Regions from separate parts of the Homo sapiens genome. Here region 2 is linked to region 1. Evidence: chromatin loops called from intact Hi-C (ENCODE). Cell type or tissue: breast epithelium. All regions are shown on one strand.

What was found. A loop is a pair of places that touch in the nucleus more often than their neighbours do. Peaks named below come from ENCODE experiments on the same cell type or tissue, not always from the same donor. Only the 100,000 strongest peaks of a DNase experiment are listed, where the experiment ranks them.
Region 2: a loop joins it to region 1, with 17 times the contacts of the local background. A loop is called at or near these places in 1 of 110 quality-filtered maps.

What each region holds. Positions count from the first base shown.
Region 1 is chr9:129,586,637-129,590,636 of GRCh38, forward strand. No RefSeq gene overlaps it. Among named protein-coding and RNA genes, the nearest start is that of C9orf50, 32 kb to the right of the region's middle. RefSeq lists enhancers at 356-465, 1,046-1,729. In breast epithelium, no CTCF peak of the experiment used is centred here; no DNase peak of the experiment used is centred here.
Region 2 is chr9:129,646,784-129,650,783 of GRCh38, forward strand. No RefSeq gene overlaps it. Among named protein-coding and RNA genes, the nearest start is that of ASB6, 6.6 kb to the left of the region's middle. RefSeq lists an enhancer at 602-1,350. In breast epithelium, no CTCF peak of the experiment used is centred here; no DNase peak of the experiment used is centred here; H3K27ac peaks cover 2,345 bases.

The sequences.
Region 1 (4,000 bases):
AGCTGGGCCCAGGTGGGTCAGGTCTCCTGTCTGCTGCCCCCAGGGGGAGCCCCCCATCCGGCCTCCCCTCTCCCCTCTGCCTGCTGAACCTGGCAGTGGAGTTGGGTAGGAGTGGGGGAGTGGGAGTTGGTGGTAGGAGCTGCAGATAGAATCCCCCAGGGAGGCAGAGGCGAGAACGCTGAGCTCCTAGATCTCCAGAAGAGCTACAGCTGGCAGGGAAGGAGGCGGATGAAGCTCACATCTGGTTCCACCCACCCAGGCTGTGGCTCCAGTGGGCAGCACCGCCCTCCCTGCCCCAGGACTAACCCCTGCCCCCCTCTTCCCTCCTCCCCACACTGTCTGCCTTCCTGGGGAGGCACAGCTGCAGATTTAGCCGCAGATTCGTATGTGTGCATACAGCCCAGTTGTAGGTGCTGTGTGCGCATCAGAACACCAACTCCTGAGAGCTGACATTGAACCCCACCTTGAGACCTGAGGCCAATTTGCTATTATGTTAAACGTACTGAGCCCCTGCTCACCCCGGACAAATGGACGGCACCTGGGCCTCTCACCTCCCAGGTGGAATGGAGTTCCAGGTTTGATCTTGTTGGGATAGAAAGATTAAGGAAAGTGGCCGGGCGCAGTGGCTCACACCTGTAATCCCAGCATACTGGGAGGCCAAGGCGGGTGGATCACTTGTCGAGAGTTTGAGACCAGCTTGGCCAACATGGTGAAACCCCATCTCTACTAAATAGAAAAAATTAGCTGGGTGTGGTGGCAGACACCTATAATCCCAGCTGCCAGGGAGGCTGAGGCAGGAGAATCGCTTGAACCCGGGAGGCAGAGGTTGCAGTGAGTCCAGCCTGGGCAACAAGAGTGAAACTCCGTCTCAAAAGAAAAAAAATAAGATAAAGGAAGGAAGAGGGGAGAAGACAGCTGTACAGTGGAGATGGATTTATTGAGAGTAAACCTGAGAAGGGCTCTGGCCGGCATTACAGCCTGAGGCTTTTTAAAGGGCCCGGTGGGGGAAGTGTGCTTTGAGAGAAGATCCTATTGGGAAGGAGTTGGGGAAGGGCTGGCTAGTTATGACGAATGGGGACTTCGTTAGGCTCTGTTGCAGTTAGGGCCTATGCTCTGTTGAAGCTATGGGCGGGGCTGACATTTGCGGACAGTTCTGAGACATGGAAATTTGATACTTTAAGATGGTGGAGACCGGGCGCAGTGGCTCATGCCTGTAATCCCAGCGCTCTGGGAGACCAAGGCGGGCGGACCACCTGAGGTCGGGAGTTCGAGACCCGCCTGACCAACATGGAGAAACCCCGTCTCTACTAAAAATACAAAATTAGCCGGGCATGGTGGCACTTGCCTGTAATCCCAGCTACTTGGGAGGCTGAGACAGGAGAATCACTTGACCCCGGGAGGCGGAGGTTGAGGTGAGCAGAGATTGCGCCACTGCACTCTAGCCTGGGCAACAAGAGTGAAACTCTCTCTCAAAAAAAAAAAAAGAAGATTGTGGAGTCTCGTTAAGATGGCAGCACTCTTGTCCTATCAATCCAGACTCTATGGTTAGATAGGGAGATGGGCTGGCGTGCTTTTTCTGGCTACTTCCTGCTGAAAGGGGGCCGTAAGATTGCTGGTTTTGGATTGACTGGAGGAGTAGCACCGTCTTCAGGTGTTGTTGGGGGGTAGTTTGTGAGATGGCTGTGATCCTGTCGGTAAGGAACATTTAACCAGGAACTGATTTGGTTGGTTTTCTTGTCGCTCCCTCATTCTTTGAGCTCTTTCCTTAAGTTTTGGACGGCATCCCTTACCAAGCCTGGCTGGTTGAGATAGAAGCAGCATTCTTCCCCTAGAGAGAGGCAGGAACCTCCCTTCTCTGTTGTAAGGAGGTCGAGTCCTCTCCGGTTTTGGAGGACTCCTCCGGCTGGGGAGTCTAGCTGGTCTTGGATTCTTACAAGGCCCTTGGCTATATCTTCTGAGGATTCTTGTAGGTCTGTGGAGAGAGACTTAAAATTTGAGAGTGAAGTGGCTAATCCCCCAGCTCTTAAACCAATGCCTGAGCTGATGCCCAGAACAGCCTATAAGGCAATGATTTGGACTGCCCTTGTCTGTTTGACATGCTGAATGGAAGGCACCGGCAGGGCTGGGTTAGGGGGAATTATTCCGAAGCCTGGAGAAAGGGGGCCCAGAGTACAGGTGCCTGTCCAATCGGTTGGGAGGCAGAGGTAAGTGTTGGTGCCAGGCAGGAAAACAGGCCTGCTTCGGAAATGCAGGTAGAGATATGAAGGGAAAAAAGGTGGATTAAGGGCCTTTGGTTGTTTGTGGTGGGTTCCTGGCTCCAAACAGACAGTGTAGATGCAAGGAGGCTCTGATGATGGTGAAGATGTGTTGGGAGTCAACCTTTGAACATTTGATGCGATCTGGAGCAGGACCAGTTATGGATAGCCACGGATAGAGATGTGTGTTGGGGATAGAGCAATTAAAGGAGGTAGCCGTGATGTGGGGGGTGGCTATAAAGCGAACTGGTTGGAGGAGCAACCCACTGGCTTCTGGTGACACTTGATATTCAACCCGGTTAGTTTGATGGTCTGTAGCGTGCTGGATAGAAATGGTTTTGTTACATTCTCCTGGAATGAGGGATCCTATGGGGCACATGCCCTGTGTGGCTGAAAAACAGTGGAGCCCATTGAAGGAGAGGGATATGAAGAGTAAGGGGTCCTTCAATAGAGGGGGCGGGGGGGAGCATATTTTGTGTTTTGTTTTGTTTTTGAGACAGGGTCTCGCTCTGTTGCCCAGGCTGGAGTGCAGTGTTGCCATCTCGGCTCACTGCAACCTCCGCCTCCCAGGTTCAAGCAATTCTCCTGCCTCAGCTCCCCGAGTAGCTGGGATTACAGGTGTGCGCCACTGCGCCCGGCTAAAATTTTGTATTTTTAGTAGTGATGGGGTTTCACCCTGTTGGTCAGGCTGCTCCTGAACTCCCAACCTCAAACCATCTGCGCGCCTTGGCCTCCCAAAGTGTTGGGATTACAGGCATGAGCCACAGCGCCTGGCCGTGGGCATATTTTGTTAGAGAGTTATAATATGTTTGGAACAGTTTATTGGCTTGGTTAGCAAATTGGGTAGGGTAATTGCCAAGTACAGTGTCTGCCCTTTCAAAGCAGGAAGACCGCTTTTGGAGTTTATAAGTCAGGAATGTTTTTTGAGTTAACGTTGTAGGGAGAAGCGCCGATTGGGCTGTATATGCCGACAATGAGGAGAGTGATAGGCACATCCAACAATTATGAGCATAGGAAGGATTAGCTTGCCACAGCAGGGACTGAGTGAGATTCAAAGAAAGTTCCAGATGCTTAGCTTTGAGGAGTGACTTGATGCGGGCTGCGGATCCCATTGTAGTGAGGAAAGGTAAACTTAGGGGAGAGGGAACATCAGGCAGAAGGAAAAGAAAGTTATTTGGGTGGGGGAGAAATCCTAGGAGGTACCTTGAAGCCATAAGTCCAACAGAAGGTTAAAGGTTTGATTAGGGGAAACTAGAGGCTCCTCGTGAGGGGACCAGGTAATGTCTGAGCTAAGGAGTGTGAGGAAGAGGTGAAAATTGTGGGGAGAGGGCAACATAGAAGATTGATAGGCTTTTATTTATTTTTATTTTTATTTTTGAGACGGAGTCTCTCTCTGTCACCAGGCTGGAGTGCAGTGGCACGATCTTGGCTCACTGCAACCTCCAGCTCCCAGGTTCAAGCAATTCTCCTGCCTCAGCCTCCTGAGTAGCTGGGATTACAGGCGCGGACCACCACAACCGGCTAAGTTTTGTATTTTTAGTAGAGACAGGGTTTCACCATGTTGGTCAGGCTGGTCTCAAACTCCTGATCTCGTGATCCACTTGCCTCGGCCTCCCAAAGTGTTGGGATTACAGGCATGAGCCACCGCGCCCGGGTGATAGGCTTTTAATAGAGAGGTTTAGGTGGAAGTTTCTTCTTTGGGAATCCTGGTTAGGCAGACAGATGTAGGCCCCGTGGAAACACAG
Region 2 (4,000 bases), 60 kb after region 1:
TTTGGGAGTCACTCCGACTCGTCAATGTACAGAGGGGGATGACCTTAATATATAAAGAGCTGCTAAAAATCAACAACAAGAAGGCAAAAACACCAATAAAAACATGGGCAAAGGACATGCACAGGCAAGTCACGAAGGATGAAAAATGGTCAAAAAACAGGGATAGACACTCAGCCTCTCCTGCGGTCCAACAATGATGGTAGCTGGTAACACGTGGGGTCCTTCTCTATAACAATCCAACAGAGCCCATTACAGAATAGCAGGTACCATATGGTCCCATTTAGGAAAATGTGTGTGTGCACGTGTGTGTGTGTGTGTGTGTGCAGGAATCATTCTTGAACGCCCCATGCTGAGATGTTAATGGTGGTTGTTTTGGGTGTTGGGATCTGGGAATTTTTACTCTTCTTTGTATGTGGATATATTTCCTCTTTTTTCTCCAATGAGTGTGTCTTACCTGAGACTTATTAATAAAACATTATGTAAGCCCAGGGCAGAGAATCAGGCCCTGACACCCCTCCTGGGGTTGAAGGCAGGCCCTGAACACCAGCAGGGGGTCCAGGCCTGTCCATAAAGCCTTCTCCCTCTCCCAGCCCATGGACTGACAGCCTCCTCCTCAGCACGCAGGCCACTCACCCTTGAGGTCCCCTCAACCTGGACTAGCGCTTCGCTCACTTTCCTCCCGAGTGGCCGTGAGTCCACCCGCCCACCCGCCCAGGCTGGCTGTAGGAATGGCCAATCGGCAGCAACTGTGGTCTCTGCTCGAGTGTGTCCTACTCCCATGCATTCAGTAAGAAGCTCAACAAGTCTCATCAGTTCATCGCGACACCCCAGGAAGTGACCCCAGGACTCTGGTGTCAGAGTCTAGGAGAGATGGCTGACCAAGCCAAGGTCAGTGAGTGAGGGGCCCAGGGAGGGGGCTTCACACCCAGGGCCTGGCTTCCAACCCCTACTGGAGCCCCACAAAGCGCGTACTCACACTTGCACACACACCACTCAAATACACTCCCACACGCTCACATGCACCCCACACACCACTCACACACACACCACTCAAATACACGCACACACGCTCACACGCACCACACACACCACCCACACACCACACACACACACCACTGAAATACACTCACACACGCTCACACGCACCACACACACACACCACTCACACACACCACTCACACACGCCACTCACACACGCCACTCACACACATACACACCACTCACACACACACCACTCACACACACACACCACTCACACACATACACACCACTCACACACACACCACTCACACACACACCACTCACACACACACCACTCACACACAACCACTCACGCACACACATCACTCATGCACACTAGCACACACACCACTCACTCATACGCACCACTCACACTCACATACCACTTACACACCACTCACCCATACACACACCAACATACACCACTCATACACCACTGTAACACACACTACTCACACATACGCCACTCACACCACACACATACACCACTCTCACACACACGTGCCAGGCTGGGCAGCTCCAGGGAGGAGTGGTCTGGCCCCATCCCAGCACCTTCGCCCTCCACGGTGCCTGCTGTCTCCCCAGGAGGGGCTGTCGGCTGCCAGGCCTGTCCCTTAGAAGGCCCTGGAGGGGGAGAATTAGGGAACCCCTGCCTTTTATTTCTTCTCTTTTTTTGATTGGCGGCATTTCCATAAAGTGAGATATTTAGAAACATACACATCACCACAAGGACCATTTCAGAGCCTCCAACTTCAGCCCCCGGGCAAGTCCCCAGGGCACCGGGACAGACGAGGGCCCGGCATATTTCTGAAGTGTGGTCATGGAAGTGCCGCCCTCCGCTTCCCCCCCTTCTGCCCTTCTTCTCCTGCCTGGCTCCCCGCTCCTTTCCTTTCCTCCTCCCCCCACACCCTGACCCCACCCTGACCCCCGACCCTCATGACCCAAGAGTGTCCCTGCAGGAGGCCCAGCCTGCCTGTTCCTGCCACAGTCCTCAGGCTGGAGGGGCAGGGCCTGGATTCCTGGGTTCCCAGAGGCCTAAGAGTCTGTCTGCTCAGGGGAGAAACTGAGGTAGCAGGGGCTGGAGCAGGGGCCGTGCGGTGGGGCCGTGTGGCAGGACAGTGGCCGGGCCAGCGAAGGGCTTTTTCTGTCCCCTCCCTTATTCTGTTTACTGTCCTAAGAAGCACCAAGGAGCATTTCGGGGGCCCCAACCCCCAGGGCGACAAGCCCCAGAGACCTCTGTGCTTCTGATGGCCGGGCTTGCTTTCCCCTCCCTACCCGCCCCCACCAGGAAGCCCTCCCTGCCGGCCAGAGCCCCCTACTCCGGCACAGACACTGCCAGGTGGTTCCTGGTGCTTGGTCCAAGGGCGGGGCCTGTGACAGCCAGGTAAGGGTGGGGCCAGGCCCCAGTGAAGCCCCCAGGTGGGCAGCCCAGAGCCTGGGACGGGATGCCGCAGGACCCCTCTTTCTCTACTGTTCCCCCATGCCCACATGGAAGGCCCTGCCTGGTCCCCGCCTCTCCCAGGTGAGGTAAGTCAGCAGCCCAGAGCAGGGTGGGAAGGTGCTGAGCGCCCCGGGGGTCTCGCCCTGCGTCTGGAGGGAGGCTGGGGCCTGGACTTTGGCCTGGGCCTCTCTCAGCCTCACTGCCCATCTGCACACGAAGGGGTGGGCCCAGGGTTCCCCTAAATTTCTTTCTACCCCAGAAGTCAAGGGTCCTACTGAGAGCCTAGCAGGCAAGGATTCTGCCCATGGCGATTCTTCCCATGGAGGAAGCCTTCCAAGAAAGGCTTCTTCACCTCGGCCTGTCTCGGGGGCAGATCCTCGCCTACTAAACTCGGGTCAGCCTGCCCCCGCTTCTCCCAAGCCCGGCGAGGAGATCCCAGCTCGGGCTCGCCTTCTCTAAACCTTGCTCATTCTGCCCAGTGGAGGCCGGGGAGGGCGCCCAGTAGGTCTGAGCCTGCCCCAGCTCTGGCTGGTAAATGGGCCCAGAGTCCTGATCCCAAAGATTCCCCCATCTCACCCTGGCTGGCACCCACTTGGCATCAGTCGCTGGCAGGCCAGCCCCAAGGTCAGAGCTCTGGGGTGGGGGCCGCTGGGGCCCCTCCAGCCACTGCAGTCTGACCCAGGGTGGGTTCAGGAGCACTCAGACCCCTTTGGAAGTGGCAAGGGCAGAGGCAGGGGGCCAGAGTCCTTTGTGCTCCCTGGGAAGCCCCCCACTCCACCCCCACTGGCCCAGCTTGGCAGCGCCGACGGCAGGAAGAATCCGGTCGGCCATCCGTCAGGGAGACGGAGTGAACCCGAACAAGGGCTGTTCGAGGAGGAGAGCTGGGGAAATTTGATCATTAAGAAACCCTCCTGGCTGTCTGGGGGAATTTAATTAAATTGCTGGAGAGGGCTGAGAGAGAGGGCCACATCTGGAACCAATATGTGGGCTTTGATTTTTTTTCCCCCTTCTCTTTCTCTCTCTCTCCCTCTTCCCATCTCACTGCTGTAAAAGGGAATGTAGTCGAGCCTTGGAGTATTGGTTCCTCTGGGACAGAATTCCAGGCAGATTGAGAGGGAGAGAGACAAGGCAGACAGAAACCAAAAAATGAAGACAGTGAAATCGTGATGGACACAGAGAGAGACAGAAAAACCGATCAAGAAGGACCGAGAGAGGCAGAGGCAGGAAGGAGGGGGAGGTGGGCCAGGCTGGGCTTTGGGATGTGGTTATGAAGGTGTAAGCGATGACAAGGGTTAAAGACCCATTTTACAGACAAACAAAGGAAGTCAAGTCCCAGAGAATTGCAGAAACCAACATACCAGGCCAAGCATCCCTTGGGTGGCCAGCATTGATCAAGCCCCTAAGTCGCTTGGTACATGCCTCGTGGGGTGAACCCTCCCGACACACCTAGGTCATAGATACTGTCATTATTCCTGTTTGCAGATGACAGGGGATGTGACTAGCCCAAGATGACAAGGTACAGGAGTGGCAGTGCCGGGA